Regions from separate parts of the Homo sapiens genome. Here region 2 is linked to region 1. Evidence: chromatin loops called from intact Hi-C (ENCODE). Cell type or tissue: psoas muscle. All regions are shown on one strand. Links, peaks and the distances in the headings refer to the core of each region. The heading gives the core; the rest is flanking DNA. Region 1 overlaps PLCE1 (phospholipase C epsilon 1). Region 2 has its middle 46 kb from the start of PLCE1.

The links. A loop is a pair of places that touch in the nucleus more often than their neighbours do. Peaks named below come from ENCODE experiments on the same cell type or tissue, not always from the same donor. Only the 100,000 strongest peaks of a DNase experiment are listed, where the experiment ranks them.
Region 2: a loop joins it to region 1, with 2.0 times the contacts of the local background. A loop is called at or near these places in 2 of 110 quality-filtered maps.

The regions. Positions count from the first base shown.
Region 1 is chr10:94,125,654-94,141,229 of GRCh38, forward strand. PLCE1 (phospholipase C epsilon 1) reads left to right here. Exons shown (of 33, transcript NM_016341.4): 3 at 6,521-6,806. It also overlaps the pseudogene HDAC1P1. Among named protein-coding and RNA genes, the nearest start is that of PLCE1-AS2, 25 kb to the left of the region's middle. In psoas muscle, for the core only: no CTCF peak of the experiment used is centred there; a DNase peak (open chromatin) is centred at 7,788; H3K27ac peaks cover 1,695 bases.
Region 2 is chr10:93,940,050-93,955,625 of GRCh38, forward strand. No RefSeq gene overlaps it. Among named protein-coding and RNA genes, the nearest start is that of PLCE1, 46 kb to the right of the region's middle. In psoas muscle, for the core only: no CTCF peak of the experiment used is centred there; a DNase peak (open chromatin) is centred at 7,182; H3K4me3 peaks cover 339 bases; H3K27ac peaks cover 3,659 bases.

The sequences.
Region 1 (15,576 bases), core at 3,075-11,074:
CAAATGATGCAATTATTATTATTATTGAGTCAATGGACCTCTAAGTAACACACTTTCTTCCTGTTGAAAGATTTCAGAAGATATGCCATCAGATCTTAGAACCTCATAATTTTTCATAAGTGATCTCAAAAAGATAGCTTCTGAAACAGAGCAAGTACAAAATTGACCCCACTTGACAATACCCTTTTTGACTTTAGTAGAAGTCAAGTCAAGAAAAAGCTCTGGCTATTCCAAGGAGCTTTCCTTCTGGGTGAGTGCTGTGGATGTGGTGTGTCTGGTTGCTTCATGCCTTTTAGTGCATGCAAGTCTTTGCCTTTGTCTCCATCTGAATTACCCCAGCTCTTTTCAGCCTCAGTATGCTTGTTTTCTTTTGTTTTGGGCCTAAACTCCACATCCTAGTACTGGCTTCTATAAGGCATCCCTCTTTCATGAGTCACAAGGAACTGCAAATGCCTTTTAAAGTGTTTATGCAAGTGTTATCTAAGCATTGCTTGCTTTTCTCTAAGTCATTTTACTGTGTCAAATCATTTTGCCCAAACCACTCCAGGCCATGTCATTTCACAGCACCTACCATAATGGGAGGAGTGTAATCCCATGGAAGGATCCATTCACAGTTTGCAACATTGATCTATAGTTCTCTATATAAAGCCTACATCTCTAAAAACTTAGCAGTGACCAAATATAACAACTTTGACTCCTTTCCTTTCCTCCCAATGACTTCAGCAAGTCCTGTAGAAATATATTTTGATAATATATAATAGCCTACAATTTTTTACTAATTTATTTGGTCTACTTGTTTATTGTCTGCCTTCCCCATGAAAATGAAGCTCGTCTTGCTCACTGGTAGAACACCAGCAGTTGAGCTTAGCACAGTGTATGTGCTCAGTAAATATAAATCACTTGTTGAGTAAATGAATGCTCACATAGCTGTCTAGCAAGTGTGGATGCCATGTTGTGATGTGTTGGATTTTGTTTCAAAAAAGATATTGGCCTATGTAGGGCAGTAGTCTGTCTAGTTTTCAGAACTTTCCATCACCATATTAACCTTGAGTTTCTCTCATTTGTGACTGTATAATTTAAAACTATAAATCTTCACATAAAGGAAGCATATTTGGTCATTCATTAGACTTAACTTGACTATTTTCAAAAGGAATTGAGAATGGCCATGAAAGGAATTATCATGAATAAAAACAATAACAACAGCATTGTAAACATCACCTAAACCTCTTACCAAGATCACCCCTAACAGTGTGATCTTTATCCCACTGTTGGGCTTTGAGTGTGACAATGGATAGTGCAATGGATAAAGCTGGACCACAGAGTTAGAGAAATCTGGGTTTCTATCCTGGCATAGCCTCTTACTAGGTGTGTAAGGCTGACTGTATTTCTCTACTTCTCTAGGCTTACTTTCCCATCTACAAAATGAATCAACTTTATAGATTAGTGTGTGGATTCAATTGTTATGTAATTAAAATACTTATTATGGTTCCAAACACATCATCATTGTGTTAGTTAACATCTGCTGTGTAGCAAAGGACTCCCAAAACGTACCGACTTTTCACAACAATCATTTATTTAGCCCATGATTCTGTGAATTAGTTGGGTAGTTCTAGTCTGGATCAACTGATCTCTGCTGGGCCCTCTCATGCATCTGTGGCAGCAGTTGGACTGGCAAGTGGATGATCTAGGATCCAGGATGGTTTCATTATGTGTCTGGCTGTTGGCAAGTTATCAGCCAAGGTGACAGGGGTGACTGGGCCATGGTCTTTCATCCTCCCGCAATCTAGTTCAGGCTTCTTCACATGGCAGTTGTTGCAGAGTTGCCAAAAGCAACAAGAGAGAGCAATCTCCAATGTACAGGTATTTTTCAAGACTGCTTGCATCATATTGGCTAAATTTCCATTAGTTAAGGAAATCACAGTTCCAGCCCAGTGTCAGTGAAGGAAATAATTCGCGGCCATTTTTGTAGCCTGCCACAATCCTCATCATCACTGTCATCATAAAAACTAGTATTTGTTGAGCATTTACTAAGTGCCAGATGCTGTTCTAATCATATTACATTTATCAAAGCTTGTAATTCTAGCCACAACCTTATGAGGCAGATACTATTATATCCTATATTGGCGAAAAGGAAACTGAGGCACAGAATGGCAAAGCAACTTATCCAAGGTCACACAGCTGGGAAGCATGGGAGCTGGAATTCAAACCAATGCTCCAGAGCCATACTTGTAATGACCGTTCTCTACTGTCTCTTCTTCACACTCTACATGTGGGCTTTTCCATGATTCCTTCTTTTTCATAAGTGAGTGATCTAGGAAGAGATAATACCTTGACTTTTTTTTTTTTTTTTTTTGAGACTGAGTCTCACTCTGTCACCAGGCTGGAGTGCAGTGGTGCAATCTCAGCTTACTGCAACCTTCGCCTCCTGGGTTCAAGTGATTCTCGTGCCTCAGCCTCCCGAGTAGCTGGGATTACAGGCATGTGCCACCACACCCAACTCATTTTTGTATTTTTAGTAGAGACGGGGTTTTACCGTGTTGGTCAGGCTGGTCTTGATCTTCTGACCTTGTGATCCACCCACTTCTGCCTCCCAAAGTGCTGGGATTACAGGTGTGAGCCACTGTGCCTGATCAATACCTTGATTTTGACAGGTTCCCTGAACATTGCCATATCTACCACCAGTTTGTCCACACTTCAGCATTTTTCCAACAAAGCACCTTGAGTTTCTCTCATCCTGGATTGGTGTGACTGGGATGCATCATTCCAGATCTTGGTAGTAATTTTTGATCTCTTTCTGGTTCTTTGTGGTGAGGGTATTGGCAATCGTGATGGAAGTTCAGAGCTTCATTCACAGAGCACTTCATCTTTTATTTCTTCAGACAAGTTTGGGGGCTTGGAAATGTGGCTGATAACGATGTTGAAATATTACTTAATATATACATAGCATTTATATATGTTTATTAATAGTTTCTTGGAGGTGATTTGCAATACCTTTTGATATCAGAGACTATGGCTTTCTCTCTATCCTCAGCAACTAGCACAGGCAAGAGCACACAGAGGACACATTGGAGGAGCTCAGTACATGTTGTAAATATCTACATCCGTATCTGTATTTTATTAAGACAGGGTCAAAAACACATATACTAATGGTGACCAGATATTGGCCAGGTGTGGTCACTAAAGAATGGTGGGCACTGGCATCCAGTGGAGAACTCATGCCCCATCTAACAGTAGAAGATCTAGCCATTTGATACCATGTAGGAATGCTCAGTGTTACCAGATTGTTTCATTATTCAGGAGATGCTGGAACTTCAGATGTATATGTAAAGCTTTCCTGAATTTAAACAGGGTATGTCAGATGAAACAGGTCTGTTGACTGAATCTGGCCCATGGTCAATTGATTTGTGACCTCCCTACATTAGGCACTTGTTGGCACCTTTCTATTGCATTATAACTGTCCTGAAGGCCCGAGGTGGAAGGGGAGATGCAGAATAAGGCGGAGATGGAACAATGAGATGACAAGAGATGAAAGACTTCAAGAAGGATGGATGATTGCCTATTTCAGAGATTCTGCAGAGGGCAAAGAAATGGGAATAAGAAAAGGCTATTAGATTAAAGTAAATTAATTATTTGGCACAGCACTACGTCTACAGGCTGTGTTCTTTAAAGAAATGATCAAATAACATGGGAAATAGTTAAGCAAATTAAAATACTTTGTTTACTCTGACTCTCGTAATTGTCTTTAATATTCTATTATGCAATGTAAATCTCCAAAAGGAGAAGAGATTTACTGAGATTTTTTAAACTTTCATGATCAAGGAGTCCTTAGGTCATACAATCCCTTGTAGATAGAATGTTTTGAGGAAAACACCTTGGAAAAGCTGGATAAGAGACTGAATGAGTCACTGGGAGTCTATGGAGGCCTGATGTGGAGACTGGAATGCACATGGTAGTGAGCAAATGCACAATGAGCCAGCGCAGCAGCTTGGCAAGTAAAGAAAGTAGGCCAACCTATTAGGAACTAGGAATTGCCAGCTTAGTAATCTTTTTAAGACAAAACCATTTTAGCATTATTCCTTTGCTGAAAACAAACCAGCGAAAACAAAAACAAAAACAAAACAAACAAAAAACAAAAAAAAGCATCAAGGGGTGCCCTCCTCTGATGGGTGAAATCTCCTTGCTTTAACATTCCAGGTCTCCTTTATCAGGCCAGCTGACCTTTCTTATTCCCCAGTTGTTCCCTGGCCTTTCTCATTCCCCAGTTATTTCCTATGCTTACTCCCTGCTCTAAACTCCACTGGCTGTCCTTATTGCTTGCATGGTGAGTTGTCTCCCCAGCTGCTCCAGTTAGAGAAATGCCTGCTTTCCAAGGCACAGGTCAAACCCTGCTTTGCCTATTAAGCCTTCCTTAGCCATCAAGCTACCAGTCAGTTCTTTTCCTTACACAACTGGATCAGTTACTTCTGAAGGACTTGCATGGGACTTAGTGTGTTGGAGATGGCCTGTATGATTTGGAGCCAAGAGAATAAAACTATGTCTTGAGATCTGCAGCTCTCTACCCCCATTTGCCCTCACAGTACACCCAAATAGGGTTAGGATAATATTGCCCAGAAACACAGAAGAGCAAGGGCATAACTCCAATCACATTGCATTTCATAGATTGTGGTCTATAGTTATACAACCACCTATTATTCATTGAGGGTAAAGGAGTGTATTCTCTTTTATAGACTTGCTCAACAGTAAAGAGCATCATTTCTAGACACTAGGCTGAGTATGTTACATGTTTATCATGGTGAATCCCAGAATCTCCCTAAGAATAGTGTTATTATTCCCATTTTACAGAGGAGGGAGCTGTCTTGAAACATTCAAGTCAGCTTGTTCACACTTAATGACCAGCTCTCTATCTGGTGAAGGTCGAGTCAGGTGTACCTGACCTCATGTACCTGACCCCAAACCTGGGCTCTTTCTGTCCCAGCACACCATCTCCATGGCCATGCTGGCCACTAGAAATTTAATGACAGAGAATTAAAGGTAAGAATCACACTGTGCCTTCAAGTGGCAAATATATACCACCAGACAGAGGAAGACAGATAAAATCTAGTTAGGGTCTACACAGTTTGAATATCATAGGACTCGGTGCATTCTGGGGTATCATAAGGACCTAGCACAGCTCAAGAGAGGCCCTCTTGAGTGAGATTTGGAGGATGCAACATCATGGGGGCACATGCCTGGCCCGCAGGGCAGTGAGAGTCTTCTACTCCCTGGCCATTCGTCAGTGTCACCGAAGGAGGTGACCTTCATTTCCACCCTACTCTAAGCTCTTGGCTTTTCTGTCTCCTTTACTAGACTGTGAACTCTGAGGAGAGAAACTATTTTATTTATCCAGCCCTGTCATAGTTTCTGGTATATAAACAGTAACTATTTGTTGGTTTGATGAATGAATGACAAGTCAGCCAAGGCAAGGTGCTCAAGGTGACATGATAGAGACAGCATGATAGAGACAGCACCTTTATTCCCCCATCAGAGAGCTGGATTACCTCACTGCATGTTATGTGTCTCCTCCGTTTGTTTATACACTATCCAGAAGTCTCTGGCTTCTCAGAATGCTTGACAAATTCCAAGTCCTCCCTTCAATAATGTCAAACCTTATAATTTTCAGGCCTCATCGAAGATTGTGAAATCCTGCAGCAGCACAAGAGGTGTCTGCTGCCCCTCACACTTTCCCCACATCTTCCAACACACTGCCTTGCACAGAGCAGGGTCTATATACATGCACATTGAATGACTGCATTGAAATAGATTGGAGACATGGTTAGGAACCTGTCCTAACAGTGCAATCTTCTTGAGACAATGCTTGGTGAATTCGGGTGATAAAAGGAGAAGAAATCAGGATAGTGACAGTGACATAGATGGGGCAAGAAGAGTGAGCAGGATCTGTCAACTTATTGGATATGGGAGGTGAGGGAGGAGGAAGAGAAAAAATGATTCAAATACTTTGATCTCAGCTGACAGTTTGAAGGATTATGCCCAAAGGGGAAATAGGGAAGTTCTCTTTCCCCATGACCCTCTCATCCTCATTTCAGTTTAAGCATGGAGAAAAGATTTCCCATAAAAGTCAGGCTGAAACACTCCATGGAGGGAGACAGACCTGGGACAGTCATTCAGTAATGTCCAGGAAAACCAGAAGGAAAGGTTTGCCTTCATCTCTCTGCAGAAGAGCTTTGCTCTGCTGAGGAGGAGAAATTTGAGCTGAATGTATTTCTGGTTGGTATGACTTGTAAGTTCTCTGTTTGATAGCAGAGTTGTTTGAATGACCTATTTTATAACTACACAGAGCTTTTCCAAATAGATGGTGTCTGTAGAATGTTCAGGTTAATGCATGAGCCGAGTGCTCAGAGTGTTTGCACTTGGAGCATCTGAGCCTTCTTTCTTAATAAGTCATCTTGGCATTTTGTCAACAAGTTAATTTGCTTTCCTAAGAAACTAGATTAATACTTCCTGTACTTTGTGCTATTCACAGATCTACAATGCAGTGAGAAGAGAAGAAACAGAAAATACAGTTGGATCTCTACTCCATTTCCTCACCAAGCTCCCAGCCTCCGAGACAGCCCATGGAAGGATAAGCGTTGGTCCATGCTTAAAGCAATGTGTCCGAGACACTGTATGTGAGTATCGCGCCACCCTCCAAAGGACTTCAATATCGCAGTACATCACCGGTTCTCTCCTAGAAGCAACCACGTCTTTGGGAGCAAGAAGTGGCCTTCTCAGTACTTTTGGAGGATCCACTGGACGAATGATGCTGAAAGGTAATGCCTGAAATTTCACTTTTAACTTTCTATCTTTGACTACAGAGAAGGATCTAAGTTAAGATTTATGTATCTCCTGATGGAAAATTAAGTTCACTTTTCAGCAACTTTAAGTAAAAGTCGCTTCTTTAAGAGAATATAAAAAGGTGGTCCCTTATTAAAATCCCCTAAGGTGTCAACATTCCAAATAGTAATCATTAAGATTTTGAGGCCGGGTGCGGTGGCTCACACCTGTAATCCCAGCACTTTGGGAGGCCAAGGCGGGCGGATCACAAGGTCAGGAGATCGAGACCATCCTGGCCAACACGGTGGAACACCATCTCTACTAAAAATACAAAAAGTTAGCTGAGGGTGGTGGCGGGCGCCTGTTGTCCCAGTTACTCGGGAGGCTGAGGCAGGAGAATGGTGTGAACCTGAGAGGTGGAGCTTGCAGTGAGCCGAGCTCACGCCACTGCACTCTAGCCTAGGCAACAGAGTGAGACTCCATCTCAAAAAAAAAAAAAAAAAAAAGATTTTTGAAACTTTTTTTCAAATGAAGTAAATGGTTAAAACGCTATCTTTAATTTTTTTTTAAATGATTCAGGCAGGTAGTTTCTCCTAGTGGTAGTTTATGACAAATGTCAATTACTATGACAAGATGCTAGGAAACAAATATAGTCAAGCAGTCATATTGAAAACCCACTGTGGTTGGGAGCAGAGTGAAATATAGATCTCCTTCATACATAGAATTAATAGGTGTCTATTGACCAGAAAAGCCAAAGGCCATCTTCCAGCTACTCCCATCTTAAAGGACAAGATAGGCAGGCATCCCACTGAAAGATGAAAGCCAATGGAGTGTGGGGTCCCTTGGCATATGAACTTCCCAGCTACTTCCCATGAGCAGCAGACAGGCAGGTCAGAAATGGCAGTGCACCAAACAACCTCAGAAACTTGTACACTGCATAGCTGTCACAAGCTGCTTGGCAGCCTTCCCTGGCAGGAAGCTGCCAACCAGACAGGGACCATGCAAAGCAGCATTCCACTGCCTGGGGGTTGCCAGAACTCAATCTGACAGCAGCTATTGTCCCTCCATAGCAGGTCCTGAGACCCAAGGCCAGCAGGCCAATGACCTTCCTCCTTGATCCTCAGCCTTCTCCATTCCTACCCACACACACACCCCTAGACAGGCCTAAGAGGAATACTGTAACCTCCTTGTGTACTATGTTGGGTGCCAAGTTGGTTTGTTTTCTGGAGTTGCCCGAACTTCAGGGGATTGGTTATAAATGAATGAAGAATAACAGAAGGTGTGGGAACACTAATGGCTTCATGTTTTTCAGCCATTCAACACATTTTTTGAGCCCCTATTAGGTGTTAGGTGCTGGAAAAGGAACAAAACATAATTCCTGCCCTCATGGAATTTATAGTCTCTAGGTGGTAAGCTGTTTTCCCTACACACAAGACTCAAGGTTTCTCCCCTCTGATGTGGCACCTAGAGAGTACCAAGCCTGCATTCTTCATCATACTCTTCCCAGGAAGTTGGGCTGAGATTGGCATGTGGAATTGGCATTGTTTTAATGCTTGTGATGGTATGCCAGGGCCTTATCCCATGAGTTAATCAACATGTGTAGACTAAACCCCTCCCATTTGGTTTTCAAAGTCTTTTTTTTTTTTTTTCTTTTTGAGATGCAGTCTTACTCTGTCACCCAGGCCGGAGTGCAGTGGCATGATCTTGGCTCACTGCAGCCTCTGCCTCCCAAGTTCAAGTTTCTCATGCCTCAGCCTCCCGAGTAGCTGGGACCACAGGCACACGCCACCTCGTCTGGCTAATTTTTGTATTTTTAGTAGAGACGGGGTTTTGCCATGTTGGCCAGGCTGGTCTCGAACTCCTGACCTCAGGTGATCCGCCCATCTTGGCCTCTCAAAATGCTGGAATTACAGGTGTGAGCCACTGCACATGGCCTTAAAGTTTTTATGTGCCTCAGTTAAACATATTTCTTTAACAATCAGTGGAATAAAATGGATTAAAAACCCAGATGGGTTTCTCACCACAAACAATGATAAGTATGTAAAGCATATGTTAGTTAGCTCAACTGAACCATTCCACAAGGTATACATATTTCAAAACATCATGTTTTACATGACAAATGTATACAGTTTTTATTAACTCATTTTGTGCTCAGTAGTGTGTAGGAAGAAACGGATCTCTAGGCTGCCCAACCAAGGCAGGCACGCCTCTAGTCTTCCACAGGTCTGTGGAGAGAAATAAGGAAGCTGCTGGTGTGTGCATCTATGGCCCTGATCATAATTTGACTTCAATTGTATTTGCACTTCCCTGTTCGAAATAGAACCTCATAGATCAATATTTCTAGCTCTGACACTCACCAGACTGTCAGCTAATGTGTTATCTTTAAATTGGCGTTTTATGCAAGAGTTGGAAGTTTCTTTAACTTTTTGCTTTGAAGCTCTTTGGTGATTTCTGAGAACCCTCTAGAAACTCCTGCTGAATAATACAATTAGCTGGTTGCCTTCTGCTCCAAGCTTATTTCTGTAGTTCTGACTTACTATCTTGGAAACATTTTTCAATTTCAGCATCCTCTCCCATTTGGTTTTCAAAGTCTTTACGTGCCTCAGTTAAACATATTCCTTTAACATGCAGTGGAAGAAAATGCATTAGAAAACCAGATGGGTTTCTCACCACCAAAAATGATAAGTATGTGAGGTAAAGCATATGTTAGTTAGCTCAGTTGAACCATTCTACAATGTATACATATTACAAAACATCATGTTGTACATTACAAATATATATAATTTGTATTTGTCAACTTAAAAAAATTAAGTTAAAAAAAAAGATGGGTCTTCAAAGTCAAAGAGTGTTTACAGAATCTGTAGGATCAGCATATTGGTTAGTGGGTCTTGAACTCTGATGGCCATGTACTCTGCCAGAGGATCAGGAGTACATGCAGCTGCTGTGATGTGGTTGTGAGCTTTTTTTTCTTCTTTAGTATGTGTCCTGTGGCATAGATTTGGCCAACAGCTTTTAGCTATTGGGGAATATATAATACACTCTTAGTCTTCAGTTTATAAATGGGTTATATTCTACAAGTTCATTTCCCAGGAGCGATATAGAACTTAGAACACTTTCCTGGATAAGCAGTATTAAATGTTGTGATTTGGTTCACAGACTCTAGTCCTCAAAAACCTCTGTAACCCATAACACAGTTGTGATCTGCACATTTCCCACGAAATAAAGAGGAAAACACTATTGTTGGAATACTGAGCATTAGCCTCAAAGAAAAAGCAATAGAAGTGAGTTAGAAGACATTTCTTGTTGAGGGGCAATAATTTTATTAAAGATGAGTAAAGAGTTAAACTTTTCAGAGATTTCGAAAAGGAGTTTTAGCCATTTCTGAGATTTTAGATGTTGGCAGCTGTAGCTTTTTGTTATGGCTAATTACACTTCAAAACTTGTACCTATATGAAGGAGTCAGAAAATTGCCCCAGTAATTTTTTCCTAATGTTTTTTAACGAGATGTTTATAAATGGTATGAAGAAGGATGGAAGGAGGTAGCACAAGATTTAAATTTTTCCCCAGAGATAAAGAAAAAGGAATAAGTTCAAAAGAATAACCTCTTCCATAAGAGAAAACATGTTTGAAGTGAATTAAACGGAGTTGGTAAAGGTAGAGAAAAAGGAACAGGGAAAAACAAATGCTGTATGATTTCCCTTATATGAAGTACTTAGGGTAGTCAAAATCATAGAGACCTTAAGTAGAAAGGTGGTTACCGGGGATGAGGAAGGGCAATGGGAATGGGGAGTTAGTGTTTACGGGCTATAGAGTTTCTGTTTTGCCAGATGAAGAGTTCTGGAGCTTACTGGTGGTGATAGTTGCACAGCAATATGAATTTACTTAATACCACTGAATTGTACACTTAAAAATGTTGAGATAGTAAATTTTATGTTGTATGTATTTTATCATAAGAAGAAATAATTGGGAAAAAGGGCATGTTTTGCAGGTCTTTCATCCCCCTCCCTAGTCTATTAGGATGTAAGAAAGAACCGAAACGCTCCTCTTCTGGAAGTGGTTATGATTATGAGATGGGGGTCGTGGTCACCTGTACTAGGCGAAAATAGAAGGAAATGTCCAACAAGTTGATCGTTATTCACAAGTCAAGAACTGGTAACTCGAGGCTTGATTGTCCAGAATTCTGCAGCCTTGGGGCTTTATGGATTGATACAGAAGGCCAATAATCAGAACACAAACATGCCTGCTTTTCTGCCTTCAGTGCCACCAAAGGTCATCTGCCTATAAAGCTGAAGGTTTGCCAAATAACCAGAGACACTTTCTTATGTGAAGCATTGATCCACAAGGATATGCCCTTATCATAAGTGTGTGCTGTCTCAAAGTGGAAAAATAGAGCGCCTTTACCTTTCAGTCAGGAACCTCCACTAGTTTGATACATTAAGATCCTTCTGGCCGGGCGTGGTGGCTCACGCCTGTAATCCCAGCACTTTGGTAGGCCGAGGCGGGCAGATCATGAGGTCAGGAGATCAAGACCATCCTGGCTAACATGGTGAAACCCCGTGTCTACTAAAAATACAAAAAAATTAGCCGGGTATGGTGGTGGGTGCCTGTAGTCCCAGCTACTCGGGAGGCTGAGGCAGGAGAATGGCGTGAACCCGGGAGGCAGAGCTTGCAGTGAGCCAAGATCACGCCACTGCACTCCAGCCTGGGCGACAGAGCAAGACTCCATCTCAAAAAAAAAGATCCTTCCACTTCCTGTCCCTGTGCCCTTTTCCCTCTCCCCATTAATCTTGTTAGAATCTCAGGACTAACACCTTATAGCAGTGGCAGTCAAAAGAATTATTGACTTCGATAATTAGGAAGAAATTTTCAAAGCTATCACCTGCTTTTTCTTTTCTTTTAATGTTTTACCTACTGAAAATTATAAAAACAAGATAAAGTTAAAAGGGAGAGAAAAAATTGAGATAACTGATGGTAATGTGAAGTACTAAAAATGGCAAAATTAGAAAAATAAAGTGATGACAAGAGGATTTTTCATATAAGGCAGCTAAGTGTTTTCAAATGTGCATATTGTACCAGCCAACATAATAAATTGAGTGTGTTAAACTCAATTTTTCCTTCTCAAATTGTTGCTGAGTAAAGCACATAAATTAAAGGATTAAGTGTTACATATAACCGAGACAAAACATAGTTATTCATATTTAAATTGTGTAATAGAGTGGAGGGAAGATGGACCTGCTGAGGCCAGCAAGACATCTGCCATCTTTCTGACAGATGGAGGCCAGCAAGATAGTGCAGACACAGGGTGCCAGGAGGAAAGTCTGTTACTACCATGATGAGAATGTTGGACAAAGCCACCCAATGAAGCTTTACCAATTCTGCATGATTCATAATTTGCTGCTCAACTACAGTCTCCACTGAAAAATGAAAATCTATTGCCCTCACAAAGCCAGTGCTGAGGAGATGACCAAGTACCACAGTGATGACTACATTAAATCCTTGCACTCCATTCATCCTGATAACATGTCTGAGTACAGCCAGCAGGCACAGAGATTCAACATTGGTGAGGACTGTCCAGTATTTCATGGCCTCTTTGAGTTTCGTCAGTTGTCTGTGGGCGGCTCTGTGGCAAGTTCTGTGAAACTTAATGAGTGGCAGACAGACATCACCATGAACCAGACTGCACCATGCAAAGAAGTCTGAGGCATCTGGCTTCTGCTAAGTCAATGATACAGTCTTGGCCCTCCTGGACCTGCTAGAGAATCACCAGGGGGTGCTGCATATTGACCTTGATATTCCACAGTGCATATTGTGCGTATTGACCTTCCATGCCACGGTGATGGCATGGAAGAGGCCTTCTATGCCACAGACTGGGTCATGACTGTGTCCTTTCATAAATGAGGAGAGTACTTCCCAGGAACTGGGGACCTATGGGATATTGGGGCTGGAAAAGGCAAGTATTATGCTATTAACCACCCACTCTGAGATGGGATTGATAATGAATCCTGTGAGGCCATTTTCAAGCCAGATATGTCCGTAGTAATGGAGATGTTCCAGCCTAGTGCTGTGGTCATACAGTGTGACTCAGACTCCATCTGGGGATCAGTTAGGTTGCTTCAATCTGAACATCAAAGGGCATGTCAAGTGTGTGGAATTTGTTATGAGCTTCATCTTGCTGATGCTGATGCTAGGAGGAGGTGTTACATCATTCGCAATGTCACCTGCTGCTGGACATAGGAAACAGCTGTGGCCCTGGACACAGAGATCCATAATGAGCTCCCATATAATGACTACTTCAAATACTTTGGACCAGATTTCAAGCTTCATATCAGTCTTTCCAATATAACTAACCAGATCACTAATGATGCCTGGAAAAGATCAAACAGCAACTGTCTGGGAACCTGAGAATGCTGCCCCACACACCTAGGGCCCAAATGTGGGCTCTTGCTGAGGATGTAACCTAGAGGAGAGTGACAACAAGGACGAAGACCCTGACAAGTGCATCTCCATCTGTTCCTCTGACAAACAAACTGCCTGTGAGGCCGGGCATCGTGGCTCATGCATGTAATCCCAGCACTTTGGGAGGCCAAGGCAGGTGGATCACCTGAGGTCAGGAGTTCGAGGCCAACCTGGCCAACATGGTGAAACCACATCTCTACTAAAAATAACAAAAGTTAGCTGGGCATAGTGGCACGTGCCTGTAATCCCAGCTACTCAGGAGGCTGAGGCAGGAGAATCACTTGAACCCAGGAGGCAGAGATTGCAGTGAGCTGAGATTGGGCCACTGCACTCCAGCCTGGGTGACAGAGCGAGACTCCATCTCAAAAAACAAAAAAATAAACAACAAATTGCCTGTGAGGATGAATTCTCCGACTCTGATGAAGAGGGAAAGGGTGGCTGCAAGAATTCTTCCAACTTCAAAAAAGCCAAGTGGGTCTAAACAGGATGAAAGAGAGAAAGACCCAGAAGAGAAGAAGTCACAGCAGAGAAGACCAAGGAGAAGCCAGAGGCCAAAGGGGTCCAGAAGGAGGTCAAGTTGGCTGAGCAGGCCTTTCCAGCTCTGGCTTCTTGCTGGGTCCCCTAACAACTTAGATTTTATATTTTCTATTTCTCTAGACTATTAGTAAATTTTTATTTACTAAACATAAATATCTTGGGGACTAGAGTGAAAGACAGAAACCAGGGTCCTGAGTCCAGGGCAGCTGTGCTGGGTGAGCTCTTCCAGGAGCTGCCTTGCCCCCCTTTCCTCCCCAGTTCTTAACTTTGAACCATAAAGGGAGCCAGGGCTGGGTGGGAGGGATACTTGTAGGTAGCCATATAGTAGTTTTGGAAAGGTGTCCTTATTAGCATTCTAGAAGGGGTGGCTGGATCTCCAAGGATCCTCTGTTCTTTCCAGGTTCCTAAGGTAATATTAGATGTTTTAGATTGGTTCTGTTCTCATACCTCCCCATTGTCCTCAAGTAAGCCAGGAAGCTCACACTGCCTGCCCTCTGTGTTCCTCCAATTCTGCAGGTGCAGATTGGTAGTCTAGTTTCCTTTTTTGGATACTATTTTCTTTTTGTGAGACTTTGTAATAAAATGGTACATTTCTATTTTTAAAAATAATAATACATTATGTATTAGAAAAAAAAACTAAACTGTTCATTTTTAACCAGTCTGAGTGTGTGGTATGTGTGTCTGTAGACTATATTTAGCTATATTAAAGTTATTTATCACATGTCAGCTATAAATAGAATATTGATATGAAAACAAAAATACCTTACAGATACAATATTTTTGTTTGAAAAGAGGGAATATTTTATTTCAGATAGAAAAGTCTACCAGCACTTTGAGAGGTCGAGGCGAGCACATCACTTGAGGTCAGAAGTTTGAGACCAGCCTGGCTAACATGATGAAACCTGTTACTACTGAAAATACAAAAAAAAAAAAAAAGTTAACCAGGCGTGGTGGCATACACCTGCAGTCCCAGCTACTTAGGAGGCTGAGGCATGAGAACTGCTTGAACCCAGGAGGAGGAGGTTGCAGTGAGCCGAGAACACACCACTGTACTCCCTCCTGGGCAACACAGTGAGACTCCCATCAAGTTTTCAACTTATTTTCTTTCACTACAATAAGCTTGTATATTCTATTTGTATCTTTCTCTAAAGTTAATAGCTTTGAATAAAAAACAAGAAGTTATAGTAGGAATACACATACACATTTGAACTACATGATTATAACTCGTAAATACTTTAGTTTGTAAAGGCTGGCTTAGTTGACTTCCTCAAAATCAAAACGATTACCCTTTACATGCCTACTAGGCAAGGAAGGCATGTGCATAGCTCTAATTCCAAGATTTGTTTATTTAAAGAAATATCCTGACTTGTTAGTATTGTGACCTTGAAATTATTTTCTTGGTATTTAAAAGTATGCTTTAATGTAATATTGGGTGTGTTTCTCTACCAGTTAATCAACTAAAAAGTATTCATTAGCTGCCCACTGTGGCCTAGTGCTATGGCACCTAAGAATGGAGAAGATCACATCTGGAAGTCTTCAACTTGTAAGATAATATTTCTCATTCCAGAGAAAATGTAATATTAGGTTTCAGGTCTACTGAAGGAGCCCTTACCACCTAAAGAGAATTCATAAAGTGCTAGGCTGCTACATTAAAGGTGGTATGAGTAGGTCATAGGGCCAGGAAGCTTGGTAGGCACAGGACAAAAACCTGTTTTAGGACCACAGGTGGTCAAGTATCATCCAGGAGTGTGACACTACACCTGGGTGTAACCT
Region 2 (15,576 bases), core at 3,229-11,228, 190 kb before region 1:
CACTATATTGCCCAAGCTGGTCTTGATCTCCTGGGCTCAAGGGATCCTCCCACTTTGGCCTCCCAAAGTGCTGAGATTATAGGTGTGAGCCACCATGCCCTGCCAAGAAATAAATTTATTTTATTTATAAATTACCCAGTCTGTGGTGTTTCATTATAGCAACCGAAAATGGACCAAGACACTCTCTCAAACTGACTCTTCATATAGTGGCACCATATAGCTCTCTAGTTCAGCAGAAATAAACATTCTTTTGTCCAGTTGTTTCATAAACTTCCACTACTAATCTCATTGACCTGATGTGAGTTGCCAGAGAGGATGAAAAATGCTAATGAGCATATCTGAGACTTGAGACTTTCACCCAATCCATGTGAGTAAGAGAAGGGTAAGTGTAGTTCTCTAAGGAAATCAGGTGGCATAATGAGGCAAAGCCAAGCCACGTTGGAACCAATGATGTTTCGTAGCTGGCACAGAAGGGGAGGTGAGTGAGCAGTAGGTGGTACACATATAACAAGCCCTTTACGGCAGTGGTCACAAGTTGGCAGCCCATGGTCCAAATACAGCAGACAGATGTGTTTTGTTTGAACTCCCTGCTGTGGTTTGAAAGTGTCCCTTCCAAAATTCAGGTGTGGCCAATGCAATAATATTAAAAGGGGTATCTTTAAGAGTTGATTAGGCCAAGATGGCCCCTGCCTCGTGAATGGAATTAAGGCCCTTATAAAAGAGGCTTCATGCAGCACTCAGCTCACTTGCCCTTTCGCCTTCTGCTGTTCCTCCCCTGCGGAGGATTCAGCAACCAGGCGCCATCTTGGAAGCAGACAGCAGCTCTCAGCAGTCACCCAAATCTGCTAGTGCCTTGATCTTGGACTCCCCAGCCTCCAGAACTGTGATAAAATCAATTTCTGGTTCTTTATAAATTACCCAGCCTCAGGTCCTTTTGTTATAATAAGGTATTTCCTGTTTTAAAAACTGGGAACTTTTTTTTATAGCATCCAGATTTCTGGCTACTCTTGAAAACTCAAGAAGATCTGGCAACACTGAGTTCACATTCTCACACAGGAACAATTGGCTGGAGCTGAGTAGCCTTAAAGAAAGAACATCCTCCGTAGAACGGCATCCCCCTCACTCCCAATTTTCTCATGCCTGGCCCAAGTCTCTCATTTACGTGACCGGTGGGCTCTATGGGCACTGAAGCCTGTGACAAGTGAAGGGGAGCTCGCGAACTCCTAGCAGGCTCTTTGGAAAACCCACTTAGCCCTTAGCACCTCCCTGTGGCCTCTTGCATTCTCCTCCTTCCAGGTTTCTATTGTCAGCAAAATTTTGAATAAAGATTTCAGTAAAATTTTGAAAAGAAGTAAAGGGGCTCAGAAATTTGGCAAAACTAAGTTTATACTTGAAAACTACAAAATAAATAGGTGGAAAAAAACGTTTTGCCACAGTTTGCCTCAAAGGGTTCCCACACCCCTGCATTAACTAGAATACTTTAGAAGCAAAGGCGAATGACTATTCCTACCCCCTTCCTCTCTCACCCACACCCGCAAAGTCCTAGAACTACAGTCCCTTTAAGGACATCAGTATGAATATTTTTGTTGTCTTCCTTCTCTAGTATTTTCAGAAACTTAACACATGCTGGACGTAGCAGGTGCGATTCTAATTATAATGTGAGTGGGAGTCCACCGAGCCAACTATTTCAGAAGGGCTTTGAAAGTTGTATCAGAGCATCGAGCTGGTCGCAGCATTGTGCTGCCTGAGCTGCAGCCCATTTGGGCATAGGTCCATTGACTGTCAGCCTCCTTCTGGCCAGTTAAACCCTTGAGAGCTAGGAGTGAGTTAAAAAGAAGGAAAAAAAGCCAGCACCTGCTCCAGCTTTGGCAAGAACCCTAAAATAGAGCAACCATTTCTCGTGAGAGCTGAACACAGTGTCTGCAGCTGCTTGCTTTCCTATCGAAAATCAATTTCTATCTATTAAATAACATAAATAGGATAGCCTTTCTCCCTTTCAAATTCATCACTTTTTTTCCTGATTGAAGGAATCTTTTTGAGCACTTCCGTGTAGATTTGGAGTGAGTGGGGAAGGTTTTTTTCTTTCCCCTGTCAAAAACCATCAACCCATGAAAAAGAAGGAATCCACTTGTAAAGTTTTTTTTTTTTTTTCAGTTGACCACTTTTACAAGTAAGCATAGAGCTTACTGTTTCTTGTTTTAGTTTTCTTTCCCAGGCAAACTGCGGAAGAATAAATGAAAAATATACACGGGAACCTAATACTTCTCTTCAGTAAATACCCAGTCCTCAATAAAAATAGGCTTCAGTTCAGTATAATAGTACACACATAGAGAAAATGGCATGGAGAGAAAAAGGACAAGAAAGAAAAGAGGATAGAGAGTGTATGGTCAAAGATGGGAAGAAAGAGGATAAAAGTTGATCCCTTGATCAGACCACTCCCCACTCCAAACAACCTTGGTCCCTAAACTCACCTTACATCCTAATTCTGTAAATGCCACAGCTCTTTAGCTTGGTCCTTGAGCCTTCCACACACTTGGTCTATTCAGTTGGGTTGTTGATCACCTGGATGCCCTGATAAAACCAACCTTGTTTCCCCAAACTTGTCTCAATTCCCTGAAGAATAATAAGCACGCTCAAGGAGAACTCTTCCTACAATAGGTTATTCATCTTAATTATCCAGATCTTTTCCCAGAGTGCATACAATTTTATTTATTGTGTTTTGGATGGCTCATTCTTAAGAGTCCAGAAAAAGTATATTACCAGCTCTCTATAAATGCATCCATTCAACCAGCATTTCCTGTTTTCCTGTTGAATGCCCTCTGAGATACTGAGAACTATTGGACTCAAGATGGCATTTCTCACCTCCTCCAACATAATTCTCTAGTAACCAGACCATTAGGCATTCTGTCAAAATATCTTGTACGTGGCCCTATCATTTCTTTTACTTAAGTAAATGCAAGTTGCCCATGGTGAAGTTAGCCAAGCAGAATACATCTTACAGGGAGAATTATCTATTCCTTAAACTTCACCCACAGAAAATAAGATGTTTTAGAATGTGTACATTTTTAAAATAGTTTGATTTGAAGTGCCAAGGAAGGGAAAATATTTAAAAATGAGTTCTGAAAGACAATAAGGCAATTATAAGTCATTATTAAAGTAAATAAACTTTGTTACTTCTTTCCTCTCACCTCCCCTTTTCACCCCATTGATTCTGCAGTGTCTCTTGGAAAAATAAAAGCACTGTACACAGAGAGAAGCTAAGGATAGAGAAATGCATTTTAAAGTCCATGAACTCAGTAACTTATCTTCTCTCTGCCTGTCCTTTTGTTTAGGCAGGGACTCAGAGTCAGCTTCCACTGTGCCTCTCTATCACTGGTCTTGGAACCTTCCAGTTATATTAGATAATCCTTTTATGGCCTGGCATTCTTAGTGTCAAATACAATTACTGGTTAACCTGATGGCTGTCTCCTCTCATGAAGAAAGTTTTTACAAAACTTGCCAAGACCAGGTGAAGACTAGACCAGATCTAGTCTCAGAGCTCCAGGCTCCTCCCTGACCTCTCTCTGGTTCTGACAGCAATGACAGGGCAATGCTGCCAGCAGGCCTGGGTGAGGGAGACCCCTGCCCTGATTCTGTTTATTTTCTGAACTTTAGGCCCAGAAGTAAAGCCAAATGTCTTCTGCATGCTGTTGTGAAACCAGTTAATTTTCAGATCTATTATAAGGGCAGTGGAGTGATTTGCACAAAAATCATGCCATGCCTCTACTCAAAAGTCTCCAGCAAATGCCCATCTCACTCAGAGAAAGGCTACTACTGTCCTTCAGGGGTCTACAAGCCTCACCAGCACATACCCACCCCACCTGGCTAACTCTCTAACTTCCTCTTCTTCCACCTCCCCCTTGGTCTCTCTACAGCCATGTGACCCTCTTGCTGTTCCTCCAGCATCTCAATCTTTTATTCACCAATGGGCCTTTGCATTTGCTGTCCCCTGTGCCTGGAATGCTATTCCCCCAGGTACCCACAGGCTTACTTTCTCCATTCCTTGCAGTCTCTGCTCAAATGTCGCTTTGTCAGTGAGACCTTTCTTGAAGATACTTCATAAAACAGCAGGAGCCCGCTCCCACAGTTCACATACCATACAATACACTCATTTGAAGTGTACAATTCAACGACTTTTAGTATTAACAGAGTTTGCATCCATCACCACTATCAATTGTACAACATTTTCATCACCCCAAAAAGAAAGTCTGCACCTTTTGATCATCATTACCCTCTGACACACCAATTACTCCGGTTCCCTAGCCCTAGCTGACCACTAATCTGCTTTCAGTCTCTATATATTTGCCTATTCTGGACTTTTCACATGCAGGAAATTATACAATATACAGTCTTTTGTGATGGGCTTTTTTCACTTCTCATAATGTTTTTAAGATTCATCCATGTTGTGGCATGTATCAGTACTTCATTGCTGCTTCTTGGCAGATAATATTCCATATGGATATACCACATCTTAGTCCTCTGCTTATCGGTAGATGAACATCTGAGTTGTTTTCACTTTTTGGCTATTGTGTATAATTCTGTGAAAGGCATTGTGAGCAAGTTTTTATGTGGTCATATGTTATTTCTCTTGGGTACATACCTAGAGATAGATCCCCATCATTTGTGTTATGCTTTATTTGAGCATTTGTTACCAACTGAGGTATTATATATTGACTTGTTTTCTGTTTTATTGCCTGCCGTGCTCCCACTAGAATATAAGCTCCCTAAATGCAGGATCTTGACGTGTTTTGTTTGCTGCTTAGAATAGTGCCTAGCCCAGAGTAACCATGCAACAAATATATGTTATATGAGTGAGTCAAAGAATGCTAAAATCAGAGCAAACTTAGGGGGAAAAAACTATTAATTCAATAAACCAATCATGTGTACATTAAAATTCCACTTGTGGGAAGAAGTCTGGAATAACAACTTTCAGGGAAGTAAAAAAATTCCAGAACTGCCACTAGCCTGTGCCTTAGTCAAGTGACTTCCTTTTGGCTTCAGTTCCTCCCCTTTAAAATATCAGGGTAGAACTAGTATTCCTGGCTCCTTCCAACTCCATGTTCCTTAGTGGTAACATAAAAATGAATAAGTGACTTGATTTGCTCACACAGGTATTTATTTTTCATTCATTCATTCATCCCAAAAATATTAAGTGCCTTCATGAGCCAGACACTCTTCAGGTGACTCACTGTGCATATCAATATTTATAGTCAATTTGGATAATAATTATACCATTGCTGATTTAAATTTCTTTTTTAAATTTCATCAAATATAGCTGGGTTGGGCTCTTTAAAAATGAAAACTATCTCTTAATTATTTTAAGTTTTAAAGACATGGGCATAAACTGGAACTAAAAAAAAATTAGTATCAACACAATGTAAGTTTATTATTGTTTCTTGCTTCAGTATGTTCCAGTTTCATGCAGATACAAAATGCATCCATGTGCAGAAATGGAGAGGGGATAAGTGGGGTGAGGGATAAAACGTCTAGGTCAGACTCAGTGGCTGTGGCTTTTGCTCTATGGGACTACAGTCTACATTCCGAGCACTCACCATTCACAGCTGCTACCTCTTCTTGTGTTTCTCATAGTCTTCATATACTGAAGGTTTGTCTGAAATGAGGTGAGCTTCTCTATTATTTCTTTATCCATGGAGTTTATTCCTCAATTTGGCATAATTCCTCAAGTGTTGAGGGGCAGGGGGAGTAAGAGAGCTGAAGAGTTTTTTTCTTCTATTGACACCATGCCAATGGGTAAGCTGTACACTCTGTCTCCCTCGTACCTTCGTTTCCTCCTTAGGAAGACAGTGGATTTAGAATTTAGATACCACTGTCTACTAGGTTGAGCATGACCATCTGCAGAAGTTAGAGCAAACCAAAGCAGAGAGGCCAAAGGCATGAGAGGTTCTTTTGTACAACGGCCTTGTTTTTGCTGGAGAGTTATGCTTGCCAAATTGCTGGCTATGTTCCTGGACCAAATATTCCAAAATGTACTTTGTCAGGAGAATTTTCTATGATTAAGTCCCAAGGACAGTTTTACATAATCTTCCCACTACATGATTTTAAGAAAGCATTTTGGGAGAGCAAAACGAACCTGGGAAGTAATACACAAATGCCTCATTCAACAAACATTTGTTTACCTGTGATGTGCCAGGCTCTGAGCAGGTGGTGGTTAATGTTTTCTCATCTAACCTGCCCTGATTCTCCATGAGATGAGGATCACTGGCTTGCTTTGTTTTACAAATGAGGAAACTGAGGCTCAGAGATGTTAAACAATTACCTCAGCTAGGATTATAAAGGTAATAGACAAAATCTATGGAACTCCAAGGAGATCCTAGGAAATAAGTCACTCTTATGAAATAATTCTTTAAAATATTTCTTAGTATTTTATTATTACTTTAAAGATAAAAAAGAGTTGACTGTAAACTAGTTATATGTACTGGTCACAAACAATGGAACCAGCTCTTGGTACTAGAGAAAACAAATCAATAAGTAAATAAACAAGCCTGGGAATTGAAGAAAATGTACGATGAAAGAATAAATCTTAGAAAACAGCAGGAACTAAGGGGTTCAGAGACCCTTAATAGAAACAAGCATTACCCTTCAAGATAAGTAGGTTTGATGATTTTCAGCCATTTTAAAACTTTTCGTGCTCTACTCCACTCAAATTTCAGAGAGTGAATATTGGAATGATTTAGTTTGGGACTTCTGCCCATGCCGTGGTCAAGGGAGGGACACTTGACATGTATGCTGAATCTATGTTATTTCTGACTGGAGGTGAGTATTGGTTTTCTTAAGCGAAAGCTGGGTGTTGTTATCAGGAGAAGGGAGTGGAGAGGCCAAGCGGGCAAAACAACAGATGTCCATGAACCTGGTGCCAGGAATGTGGCCTCTCCATCCCCTTGGAGGGATCTATGACATGGGTTTGAGGCTAGGGGCAGATATAAACCATGAATAGAAATAAAGATAAATGCTGGATCAAAGCTGTGGCCCAGGTCAGGAAGGGGCAGGCCTGAGCCAGGAGAGATGGATGACAGAGAGGGCACTTGGAGTTCTGAGGTGTGAGCAGCTGTATTTTCTGATACGCACTTCATCTAGCCGCCTGCACCGAGAATGTACCACATGGTCAGTAGAATGGAATGTAGGGCAGACACCAGCCCCTCGGAAGCACACAGAAACCTGATATAGTGGCTTCAGCCGGATGCCTAATTCCCTGTGGTGTCCAACGAACGGAAATATGAGGCTGGCCAGGCCATGTGAGAGAGTAAGACCAGCCAAGTGAGAGTTATCAGGGCCGAACTGCACATTTAGGTGAGACCAGGGAGGTTAGCTGAGGCACAGAGAAACTGCCCCATTCTCTTTCTTAAGCGGAGGCTTACCCGGCTAGCAACAGAGAGGGGTCCTCGTTGAGGCAGAAAGTGCTGGCACCAGAGAGGGTAGAGGAAACTCCTGTGATAGATGCATGAAGTGCAGTCTCATTTGGAGCCAACAGCTGGGGCAAAGCAGCAATATGAATTACCAGATATAAGAGGTCAGTTTGAGACTGTGGTAAAGAATGAGGCAAGAGACCAGAAGCTTTGATAAGAAACAGGTCTAGAAACACAGTGGGAAGTAGGATGGCTTGAGAAAGTTCAGTATACAAACTGAACTGCCCAAGAAACCAAAGCCTTGTTCTCATTGGGTGCTGGTCACATGACAGGGGGCTAGGCAACCAATCAGACCACTTAATAGTATAGAGCTGGGTTGGAAAAAAATAGGCAAATACTCTAGGTCTACCTGGGCACCTTGTCCAGAGAGGACATCCACTGAAGTGAACTGCAGGCAGGAAACAGAGGTCTGAAGGGGAGAAGCCAGGGTCCTACAGTCAGAGAGCCAGCCAGGTGGGCACTAATCAGTACGATAGATCCCTGCTCCCAATGCAGATATCCATCGAGGGAGGACACCAGGTTGCTGGTCTTGGTAATGTTTATTAAGTGTGAGCCTCTGTCTAATTGGGCAAGTGTCAATTCTTAATCCAGCGCCTTAGACCACTCGGCCACCCTACCGTGGGCAAGTGTCAATTCTTAAAAGTGAGATGATATTTTCGTAAAACAGTGGTTCTCAGCCATGGCTCACACTGGATTCATCTGAGATTTATTTGTTGTTGTTGTTTTGTTTTAAAATGGGAGTGTCACTGTATTACCCAGGCTGGATTCAAATTCTTGGGCTCAAGTGATCCTCCAACCTCAGCCTCCCAAGTAGCTGGGATTATAAGTGTCACGCCCAGCTCTCACCTGGGATATAAACAGATTGCTTCCTTGGCTCCACTGGTGAGTGTAATTTATTTAGACTGAGGTGCAGCTTGGACTTTAGAAGGTTTGAAAAGCTCCTCAGGTGATTCCAATGAGCGCTCAGGGCTGAGAAGTGCTGTACTAGAGCATTGGGTCCCAATGAGCATTCATTGAGACATTGGCCCAGCAGGTTTTTGTTGAAAACTAGGTTTCTCATCCAAAAAAATTAGGGAGGTAATACATAAAGTATACATTTTTTGGAGACTTAACTAATTCTGAGAAGTTATTCAGTAAAATAGCTTTTCCCCCCACTTTATTTATTAAGGTAACATTTACATCCATATTTGAAGCATATGGTTCAATTAATTTCAACAAATACATACGCCTAACAGTTGGGGAACCTAGATACAGAATACGGAAGTTCTTGTCCTGGCTTTGCAAGTTTTCTGTAAATTGAAAATTATGTACATCAAAATTAAAAGCTAAAAAAAGTATACACTTGTAATACCACCGCCTAAATTAAGAGAGAGAACATTTCCATTACTCCACAAAGTTCCTGGTATTCCTTTCTAGTTACCCCAAGACCTTCTCCAGAGGCAATCATCCTAAATGATTTTTATCACCATAGCTTAGTTTCACATATTCTTATAGTAGGTACTAGTTTGTGCCTGCTTCTTTCCCTTGATACAATGTTTCTGTTGTTTTGTGAATCACACTAGTTCATGTACACTGTGTGAACTAGTAGTTCATTCCCATTATAAATAAAGCTGCTATGAACGTTCTTTATACCAGTATTTTTGTGGACATACTCTTATTCCTCTTGGGTGCAGCAAGGTTTTCACTGTGTGTGTGTGTGTGTGTCAAATAATATATATAAATATACAGATGCTGAGAAGTTCAACTAGGAGTGCAATTATAGCTACCAGTAGCTATCTGTTTAGCGGTAAACTCTTTTCCAAAGTGATCATACCACTTTATATTCCTGTTATCAGTGTATCACAGCCAGTTCATATATTTTCTGATGCTTGGTATTTAAATCTTAGTTAGTCTCATTGCAGTTGATGTGAAGTGGTACTATATCATGGTTTTAATTGCATTTTCTTGATTACTGTTAATGTTAAGCACCTTTTCATGCACTTATTGAGTGTTTATATATTTTTTATGTCAAGTATCTCTTCAAGCCTTTTGCCTGATCTTTTTTAGTTTTGTCTTTTTTATTATTAATTTGTAGTTCTTTATATATTCTGATATCAGTATTTTGATGTGAGTACTTTGTCAGATATATGTATTGTGAATATTTTCTCACAGTCTATGAATTGTCTTTCAATTTAACTATTTCTTTAAAAAAGGAAAACTACATCTTTTGATTAATGTTTTTAATTTTGTTGAAGTCAAATTTGTCCTGTTTTGATGTCCTAAGAAATCTTTGCCTACTTCATGGTCATGAAAATATTTTCCTACATTTTCTTCTACAGGCTGGATAGATTTATCTTCCACATTTAGATTGATCACTCATCAAACAATTGATTTTGTATTCTACATGATTGTTTAACACAGAATTTCCCAAACATTTCTGGCCATAAAATCTATTTCCCTATATAACACCTATCTCCATTCCAAGGAACTAACATAATGTACACTGAGAAATGACTGTTTTATTAGAGGAATCAGTGTAACTAAATATGTCTGGATACCATCAAATCCATTAAGTACAATCTGGGCCCAGTGAACAAGACACAAAAGGCAGTAAGTTAAAAAGAGGTTGTAACAGACTTGACATACCTGGGAGAGAACTCTTTTCAATTGAGCTTAAAGCCTATAAATACTCAAAATGTGGAAAATTAACAACTATCAACTAACTTTTCTATCAACAAACTAGGCCTTTATCAATAAGATGAATACCTTATTTGTAAGCCCTTGGGGGATGAAGACTATGTTCATTTATCTCTCTCTCAGCACCCAGAACAGTTCTGGGTATATACTAAACACTTAATAAATACATTTGCAGTTGAAATACAATATTTTATAAAGGATATACATCAAAATGTTAAATTATTCTTTTGATGGTGAGACTACAGGTTACTTTTATGTTCATTATTTTAGTCTTTATTTTGTATTTCAACAATGATTGCACTACATATGGTTTACTAAACAGATCAACAGATAAATATGTATCATTTTACTGTACTCTGTATCTTTTTTGCATTTTATATTTAAAAGTGAGCTTTGTTTATAAGAAAATAAACAAGGAAAAGTGCTTAACATTCTGAAGGGAAATCACCTTTAAGTTGTAAAATGAACTTCCTTTAAATTTTAAAAATATTTATATTTAAAATACCCCTTGGGAAAGACTATTAAGTCTCCATTAGGAGACAAGACAGAAGGTTTAGTCTCATCATTTCTTATTCTTCAATTAAGTAATTTAACATTAACACTAAGACCTTGGAGGTTGTGCTTGAATTTGAGAAACTAATAATTGATGGGACTAATGACCAGGAGCCATGATGTATGTTTTGCAAATGCCTACAGGCAGCAGCAGCAGATAAGGAAAAACATAACTGAAAGCTTTATAAAATGGGCGTGAAGTATTGTTTACTGGTGGATGAGAACTGAATATTTGGTCTGCTGCTTCAAAATCTAATTTACCTTGAAACATCAAATACTTAGCTTCTAAACTGATGGTTGAAGAATACCAATAGAAGTAGCTCATTAAAATTCCCTCATCTCAAGGAATTCCTTTAAAAAACCAAGAATTTGTTTTTAAATTTTTATAATATACAGTGGCTCTAACCAAGGATAACCAAATCATGGGCCAGTGTATTTTTTGTGTTTAATCTGTCACTGAAACTGTTGTGTCTTTTCAAATATTATTAGATTTGTGGGGTTTGCTAGTTTGTTTTTGAGACAGAGTCTCACTCTGTTGCCCAGGCTGGAGTGCAGTGGCACGATCTTAGCTCACTGCAACCTTCGCCTCCCGGGTTCAAGTGATTCTTGTGCCTCAGCCTCCCAAGTAGCTGGGCTTACAGGTGTCAGCCACCACACCTGGCCTGTGTTTGCTTTTTTGTTTAGACAGTTCATACTTTACTTGTATTCACTACAAAACCCTGCACTATCAGACAACACAATAAAGAGAGAGCGCTCACAGTAAAATGTCTGTTAATAAGGATGTTTTGACACAGGACAACTCATCACCATAAATGAAAATTTTACAGCGACACGTGAGAGGATTTCTTTTCACCTTAGAATGTGAAGCAGTTTTCTTTACTTATTTTCTTACAAACAAAGCACACTTTTAAATCTACAACGAAAAAAAATATAGCATGCAGTAAAATGATATGTATTTATCTGTTGTTCTGATTTGTAAACTATATGTAGTGCAGTCATTGTTGGGATACCTAAGTGGTTGCTATTTATTGTTTTGATTAACATGAAAAATGAAAAGAAAGAACACTTTTAGATGTGAAAGGAGCATTGCAGATGACAGACTTCAGTAATTGCTCCAGCAGACTGCAAAGGGCTAGTTTTACAGCAAGAAACTGGATAACCTGGTTAAATGTTTCATTCATATGACCTATCTGATTAGGGGTGGGCTGGTTGGAATCTGCTGGGCCTGAGGTTAATTTCTCCCTCATAGCCTCAGACTATGACAGAACAACCTCTTCATGCCCTGTGCTCCACTGTGGAATTTGTGATCCTGCCCCTCAGGTCAAAGCTATCTTAAAATGGCAAGAATAGCAGCAATACTGAGTGAGGCATTCAAAAGGAGGAGAGCTGGCTGGCCCAGGCTGCTGGCGTGAGAGAGAGATGAAGATGTTCTTGTCAAAAGCCCGGCCAGGATCTTTTCAAATTTATTATCATAAATGCCCTCATGCAGCCATCCTGCTTTCATCCAGTGGAGTGGGTGGGAAGCAGAGAATCAGGAAGAAATGAGAACACTAAGGACCTGGAGAGTGAGGAGGGCTTCAGTACAGGATACGCTTTCTCTGGATCTCAGATCTCAAAATGATCTAGGGCCCATAATCCCTGAGTCCTCATTTGGGTTCAATAAACTGACCTGAGGGATCCATGTAAGTGTCTTCCAAATTATTTTGAATACTCTGAAAAAAATACTCTCTAGACTCACACAACATTTCTAACACCAAATGTGGGGCATGGAGGGTTCCCCACACCAACCAAGTCTCCCGACATGGGGGTGGGGTGAGGCGGGGTCGGGGAGGGAGTGGGGTCCTACAATTTAATTCAATCCTGACACTATCTACCAGATGAGTAGCCTCAGATCCCACAAGTGAAAAGGCTCAGTCCCACAGACTGCCCCTACTTCAGGTGCCAGATGAAAGTGCGGGCCTTCCTTACTTCTGACCAATCCTCTATAAACTGAGGGTTTCTAAGACCCCCCTCCCCCCAGGTTTGATAATTTGCTAGAATAGTTCAGAACTCAGGGAAACACTTTGCTTACATTTATTAGTTTATTATACAGGGTATAGCTCAGGAACAGCCAGATGGAAGAGCTACACAGGGCAAGGTCTGGAGTTCAAGGTGAGGAGTGTGGAGTTTCCACACCTTCTCCAGGTGCCCACCCTCCCATCACCTCCATGTGTTCACCCACCTGGAAAGTCATCAAATCTTGTTGTTTGAGAGTTTGTTTTTTTTTTAATTTTTTATTATACTTTAAGTTTTAGGGTACATGTGCACATTGTGCAGGTTAGTTACATATGTATACATGTGCCATGCTGGTGCGCTGCACCCACTAACTCGTCATCTAGCATTAGGTATATCTCCTAATGCTATCCCTCCCCCTCCCCCCACCCCACCACAGTCCCCAGAGTGTGATGTTCCCCTTCCTGTGTCCATGTGTTCTCATTGTTCAATTCCCACCTATGAGTGAGAATATGCGGTGTTTGGTTTTTTGTTCTTGCGATAGTTTACTGAGAATGATGATTTCCAATTTCATCCTTGTCCCTACAAAGGACATGAACTCATCATTTTGTATGGCTGCATAGTATTCCATGGTGTATATGTGTTTTTAACAGCTTGAATTCCATTCCTCATCCCCTGCTGAGGGGTAGGTGAACTGGGATGAAAGTCCCAAATTTCTATAATCCTTCTGGTGACTGGCCCCATCATGACACTATCTGGGTCCCACTCTAAATCACCTCATTAGCATAAACTCAGGCATGTTCGAAAGGGGCTCCTTGCAAAGAACCAAAGACACTCCTGTCATTCAGGAAATTCCAAGGGCTTTATGAGCTCTGAGCCAAGAACTGAGACAAAGTCCAAGCATATTTCTTTTTACACTACACTTTTTTTGATGATGGAACATTTATGCTTTCAGGGAATACATCTGAATTTTGGAAATAGCCAAGCCCATTCAATTCTAATCAAGCTAGACCAATGATGACTTTCATTTGGATAGCGTGTTTCATTTCACAAGGTGTTATCACAATGCCTTGTATTATTTAATCTTCAGGACAACTCCTGGAGCAGGTACAGTCATGCACCACACAATGACATTTCACTCAGTGATAAACCACATATATGACAGTGGTCCCATAAGATTATAATGGAGCTGAAAAATTCTTATCACCTAGTATTTACTATACTATACTTTTTATCATTATTTTAAAGTATACTCCTTCTACTTATTTTTTTTTAGAACTGTAAAATAGCCTCAGGCAGGTCCTTCAGGAGGTATGGACAAGAAGGCATTGCTATCACAGGAGACGACAGCTCCATGCATGTTCCTGTCCCTGAAGGCCTTCCAGTCAGTCAAGATGTGGAGGCGGAAGACAGTGATATAAATGATCCTGACCCTGGTAGGCTAATGTGTGTATTTGTGTCTTAGTTTTTAAGAAAAAAGTTTAAAAGGTAAATAAAATAAAAAATATTAAAAATAGAAAAAAAGCTTACAGAATGTATTAGTCTGTTCTCATGATGCTAATAAAGATAAACCTGCTACTGGGTAATGTATAAAAGAAAGAGGTTTAATTGACTCACAGTTCCACATGGCTGAGGAGGCCTCACAGTCATGGCGGAAGGCGAATGAGGAGCAAAGTCTTGTCTTACATGGGGGTGGCAAGAGAGCTTAGGCAGGGGAACTCCCATGTATAAAATCATCAGACCCCATGAGACTTTTTCACTACCATGAGAACAGTATGGGGGAAACTGCCCCGATGATTCAATTATCTCTACCTCGCCCCGCCCTTGACACGTAGGGATTATTACAATTCAAGGTGAGATTTGGGTGGGAACGCAAAGCTTAACCATATCACAGAATAAAGATATAAAGAAAATATTTTGTACAACTGTACAATGTATTTGTGTTTTAAGCTGTGTGATTACGAGTCAAAAAGTTAATAAAAATAAAAATTTATAAAGTAAAAAACTATAGTAAGCTAAGGTTAATTTATTATTGAAGAAAGGAATTTTTAAAAATAAATTTAGTGTAGCCTAAGTGTACAGTGTTTATAGTTTACTCTAGTGTACAGTCATGTCCTAGGCCTTCACAGTCACTCACCACTCACTCACTGACTCACCCAGAGCAACTTCCACTCCTGCAGGCTCCATTCATAATAAATGCCCTATACAGATGTACCATTTTTTATTGATTATACATATTTTTACTGTACCTTTTCTATACTGAGTATGTTTAGATACACAAACACTTATCATTGTGCTGCAATTGCCTACAGTATTCAGAACATGCTGTACAGGTTTGTAGCTCTGAAGCAATAGGGGCTAGCCTAGGTGTTTGGTAGGCTATACCATCTAGGCTGTGTAAGTAAACTCTACGATGTTCACACAACAATGAAGTCACCTAACAATGTGGTTCTCAGAACACATCCCCGCTGTTAAGCAACGCACGAGTGTACTTTTATTCTCAAATTGCAGAGAAGGAAAGTGAGGTTAGGAGCAGTTAAGGGATATGCAGAGTACAAAACGAGTAGGTGGCAGAGGTTAAACTTGAGTCCAGATCTTCTGAATCAACATCCAATGCTCTTTACCCTTTATCAGAGGTTGTATTTTATAATTTTAATTAGAAAAATATGAAGCACCACTATTAGGGCAGTGAAACTAATATTCATCCATACTGCATAATCTTGTGCCAAAAACAATTCCTAAAGAGAATTTCCAAAACATTTTAAGCAATGGCATCCTCATTAGCATGAGTGTGTGGTCTTCTAAAAAATAAATGAATGGTGTTCCTATATTTCCAGATACGTGGTTGGACTTTAAAGTCTCATTATTTCAATGTCACAACTGGTAAGACTTT